Linked DNA regions of Homo sapiens: region 2 is linked to region 1. A link is a loop called in an ENCODE intact Hi-C map of the cell type or tissue named here. Cell type or tissue: OCI-LY7. All regions are shown on one strand.

Region 1 (2,500 bases):
GCTCTGTGCGCTCCAGATCAGGGGGTGCAGAGTCGTGAGGGGACACCAGGGGCTCGTGGAGCCCGGGGCAGGGTCCGTTTTCGTCGCCCGGGTTGGGTGCTCGCTCTCGCGGCGCTTCGGGGCGCCCGGGCCACGGGGGAGGCAGACCCGCGGCGCCGGGCCGGGAGCTGCGGAGACAAAGACTTCCGGGACGCGGCCCTTCCCGGGCGCCAGCGGTGCCGCCCCGCCACGGGGGGCCCAGCCCCGCGCTCCCCAGCCCTGCACTGGTGCCGGCGGTGACCGTGTGATGATGGGCTGCAGGGCACGGGGTTAGGGGACCTCTACCAGGCAGAACCCCAAGCTGGTAGCAGAATGGCCAAATATGGAGTGAGCGCGCCCCAGACCGGAGGGAGTAAGGAGCCCAGTCACCCTTTGACCCGCACCAGCTGCTTGTCCGCGATTGCGAAGAAGGGCTGGGAAAACGTGCCCAGCCCGAGTGTGTAAAGTTGGTTCCTGATTCCGGACATACCTATTCCAGTAGGCTTTATTTCCTTGGATATTAGAAAATCTCCATGCATTGCCTCCAAACTTTTGAAAAATAACAATGCCCTGAGGGTCCTTAAATACATTCTAAAGTGTGTATTGGTGGTGAGTTTCGGGTTCTGCCCAGTCCTCCGACTTTCCGCTTCCTTTGTGTTTCCCACGCACAAAGCCGAAATCGATTCTGCGACAATTAGAGTGCCTGGCCGTCATCTACCTCGCCTTCCCTGGAGCCTTTTCCTGTCTTCTGGTCCAGCCGCTCACCATTAAGCTCTTCCCTTTAGACTTGCTCTGCTTCTCACCTCTCCTCATTGTTCTTTTCTTTTTTTTTTTCTTAGACATAGTTTCACGGTACTCGTGAGAATGTGTTACATTCGTATAACCAAATCAGGGTAATTGGTATATCCATCACCCTAAATATTTATCTCTTCTTTATGCTAGGAACATTCAACTTAACTTGCTTTTAGCCATTTGGAAGTGTACAATCCATTAATGTGAACTATAGTCACCCCACTGATCAATGCAACACCAGGTCTTATTTCTTCTGTGTTTATACCCATCAACCTCTCTTCACCCTCCGCCCCCTTCATTGTTCTTCATCTTGCTCTCTGCAGTCCTGGGATTCTGTCCTTATTATAAAAGGCCATGGGTCTTTAAAGGATTGTGTCACAATAGGTATTTTTCCCCCTTTGTCCCTCTCCTTCCTAAATAATAAATAAATAAAACGTCAAATTATGTATGCTAGCAATTGTTTTTAAACCTGTTATTTTCCTATTTATGGTGGTCTGGGCAGGGAGCCTTTCTTGCTTTGTAAGTGTTCTGCCTTGGTAAGAGCTCAGCATGTCACGTTTCATACAAATACCACTCACTATTATATTTAGTGTATTTGCATAATGGCAAAAGAGGAAGAGGAAGCGGGGAAACAGCCACCACGATGTGGTAGAGACAGCATTTAATTGTGGGGCATTAACCCCTGTTTCGTTATCCTTAAAATAGAGGTAAATAAATGCCTTGCAAGGTTCTTAGAACTACATGAATTAACGTAGATAAGGAGCCTGATGTGTAATTAATTATAAAGAAACGCTGGTTGCCTTTCATGCTTAAAATTGGATGAACGTACATCTGCTTACTATAATGCAGGTATGCGTACTATATATAATAGATGAATTTCCCCTTTGATGCTCATTATTCAATGAGAGCTAAGTCTGAAGTATGTTGCTGGAGGTGGGAGGAAGGAGCGAAGAAGGGTGTTAAAGAGATAACATCTTTCCGGGGTCGGGAATCAGAGAATCAGAGAATTGGAAAGTTCCTTAATTTCTTTGGACATTTTCATTCTCCCTCTGTCCAGTACAGGCTAATTTCCTCATCATCCCTCACAGATCCTTACTATGTCTGCATTAATATTTCTAGGAACAGGGTGCAAACTTTATTCATTGTTGGGCAATTTTAATTGCTAGATAACTTTTTTATATGGCTCTCAAATCTGCCTTTCTATTACACTTACCCATCCTACCCAGTAGAGGAACACAAAGACTATTCATATAAGTACATAAAAAAGAGCTTTAGTTTTTTTTGTTTTGTTTTTAAAGCAGCAGTTCTTCTCTAAGCTAACTTTATGGGTCAAGATTCTTTAGAGTGCAAGTAATAGAAACTCAATCAAACCAACACAAGCAAAAAGGAAAGATACCGGTTCATGTAGTTGGAAAGTCCAGGGTCATATATAGGCTCAGTCATTGTTATATGGCTGGACATTTCTTTGTGTTAGCTTTACTCCTGGCAAGCTGTTCTCACATGGTGGCCATTGACATCAGGGACTATAAACTAATATCATAGAACCCAGTGAAAGGAGAGTGTCATTTTACTAATAGTTCTAGCAAAATCACAGGGCTGAACCTCATTGTTCTGGATGGGCTCAGCTACGTCATGCCTCAAACCAATCATTCTGGCCCTGAACTGCTTCTGGGCCCAGGGTAAGACTCTA
Region 2 (2,500 bases), 130 kb after region 1:
AAATAATGTCCGAGTTTAGAGGCCAACACACTTCAGCAAAAGCATTGTCAGACATCCTCTGACTATTCCCGAGGTCCACCCTGTTACCCCATTTTGCCTGTCTCCCTGGGAGCCTCACCCTGCTGGTGTGTCATAGGGTGAAGTGTCTGTTGTGTGTATTACTGGGTGTATTTAACATGCTCTTGGCTTTGTATTTGTTTTTGAAGCCTACCCACAAGGCCACATCAAAGTGGCTGACTATAAACAAGCAGGGCTGGCAAGTTGGAGTGGGGGCTCTTCATACAAGGAAGAGGTTTTCTGGTTAGGAAACAGTGGAGCATGGCTGTGAACATGACAAACACTGTTAAAGGGACAGGGATGGGGCACAGCTGTGGTACCTTGTCTGTGTTCCATGTGTGCACTTCTGTTAGACCATTAGAGCTCTTAGCTCAAGACCTGGCATGTAGGAAGTGCTCAGTATTGGTTAAATGAAATATTTGCTGCTTTTTGAAAAGACACAGAATTTTTCCTCTCTTAATCCACCTTTCTTTAGTGTGAAAATACTTTTCAAAGAAATATCAAGTCAGTCTCAACATTTACAGTTGGAATATTGTGAATGCAAATGTTAGTTAGATCTTCCTTTGACCTAATTTGATTTTATTGGTCTTGGGTTAGTAAAATTTGGTTATTGTGGTTACATTTCAGGGACGTTTACTTCAAGGCTCTTCATCTGAAGGATCAAGATAAAAACAACTACACTTAATAATTGACCAATTAACATTTTAAAGGCCTCTAAAGGTCACAGCCCAGGTGACTGGTGAATTTACTCAGTTTCAAACCACTCTTCTACTTCTTTTTGTTGTGCTTCAGTACATCCAGGTCTGACTGTCTAGGATTACAGCTCTCTTTTTCACTTCTGCTCCTCTTGTCATGTGTGGGTTTGGTGAGCCAGTATCTTTAATGCGACTTTTTTCAGCACTGGAGTTTTACAAAGCCTGGGCCCAGTGGTGCCGGAAACACTAAGATGAGTAAGAGGCTTCCTCTCCTGAGTCGTCAGCTGGTGGGGATTATGAAGAGTCCCCATGATGAGGGACTCAAGTAAGATTGGGGCCAGACCATCAGGGAGGGGAGGAGAAGGGTTGGAGTCAGGATAGGGGGGCAATCCTGGTAAAATTGGTATGTAGAGAGGTGGGCCTTGAAGCAGTAGGAGTGGGGAGGAAGTTTACTAGATGCCAGGTGCTTTCTCAGCATTTCATGTGTATAGTTTTTTTCATTTCATTCTTCTGAACCATTTAAGGTACATTCTGTTGTTTTCTGCATTTTATACAGAGGAAACTGACACAAAGAGAAGTTAAGTAAGTTGTCCAAGAGCATGCAGCTCATAAATGGTCCTGCCTGGATTCCAACTCAGGCAGTCTGGTTGCAGAGTCTGAACTGTGAATTGCTGTCAGTGGCTGAATGGGATTTGGACAAATGAAGATTAAGGGGAAACCACGGTGATCAAATATTAATACATAGAGGTAGACAAATTGGTTTAGGGCCATTTTGCCAAGGCCCTGGAATCCCACACCTGAAGGGGATAATTGTAACATATGACAGAACTAATATTTGTATAGGCTTTATGGGTCCACATTGCCACCACCCTCTGCTGATTGATTTGGTGGAATGTTGTGTCTGTGGTTCAGTGTGCAGGGATAAGGTTGGGAAGGTTGTTGAGTAGAGGAGTCACATGGTTTGTTCCCTCTCATATGTCTTTAAGCTGTCGTGAGGTTTTGGCCTGTATTCCCTGAGCTCATGAACATGGTGTTAAGGCTCAGCCTCTGCTGTCTTCTGTACCCTGCCCATGCTCTTTCCCTGCCCTACAGTTACCCTCTGGAAAGAGTTTCCTGGAGTCTCCCTGTTTCTGCCTTTTCACCTCACTGTCTACCTCTGACCTGCCCTCCATCATTCCCGCTGGAGCTGTTCTCCGTGAGGAGACAGTGCCTGGCTCACTGCTCATTTTGGCTGGGACTTTTCAGGTTTATTGCATCCAGTGAATTCTTAACTCGGGGTGATTTTACCCCCTAGGGGATACCTGGCAGTGCCTGGAGACATTGAGTGGGGCTGGCCTCTACGGGATGGACAGTGAGGTTGCTGCTAGCTGCTAGACATCTTACAGGATGGCTCCCACAACAGAGATCCAGCCCAAATGTCTGTAGTGCAGAGGTGGAGAAGCACCGATGTTACCTGGTGCTCTGGGACATTTTGCAGTTCTCCATTCTTTTTTTTTTTTTTTTTTTTTAAAGGGAGTCTCACTGTGCCACTCAGGCTGGTGTGCAGTGGCACAATCTCTACTCACTACAACCTTCGTCTTCCAATTCAAGTGATACTCCCACCTCAGCCTCCCGAGTAGCTGGGATTACAGGTGTGCGCCACTACACCCAGCTAATTTTTGTATTTTTAGTAGAGATGGGGTTTCATCATGTTGGCCAGGCTAGTATCGAACTCCTGACCTCAGGTGATCCACCCGCCACGGCCTTCG

The links. Peaks named below come from ENCODE experiments on the same cell type or tissue, not always from the same donor. Only the 100,000 strongest peaks of a DNase experiment are listed, where the experiment ranks them.
Region 2: it touches region 1 in a loop (2.7-fold over the local background); 9 of 110 quality-filtered maps call a loop at or near these places.

The regions. Positions count from the first base shown.
Region 1 is chr6:139,029,322-139,031,821 of GRCh38, forward strand. The region is part of intron 1 of ABRACL (ABRA C-terminal like); the gene reads left to right. Among named protein-coding and RNA genes, the nearest start is that of ABRACL, 1.8 kb to the left of the region's middle. RefSeq lists silencers at 8-377, 427-617 and enhancers at 271-565, 388-1,207. In OCI-LY7, no CTCF peak of the experiment used is centred here; DNase peaks (open chromatin) are centred at 130 and 1,420; H3K4me3 peaks cover 2,390 bases; H3K27ac peaks cover 2,066 bases.
Region 2 is chr6:139,161,114-139,163,613 of GRCh38, forward strand. The region is part of intron 1 of HECA (hdc homolog, cell cycle regulator); the gene reads left to right. It also overlaps a transcript of TXLNB not described here. Among named protein-coding and RNA genes, the nearest start is that of HECA, 27 kb to the left of the region's middle. RefSeq lists an enhancer at 2,453-2,500. In OCI-LY7, no CTCF peak of the experiment used is centred here; a DNase peak (open chromatin) is centred at 948; H3K4me3 peaks cover 779 bases; H3K27ac peaks cover 1,572 bases.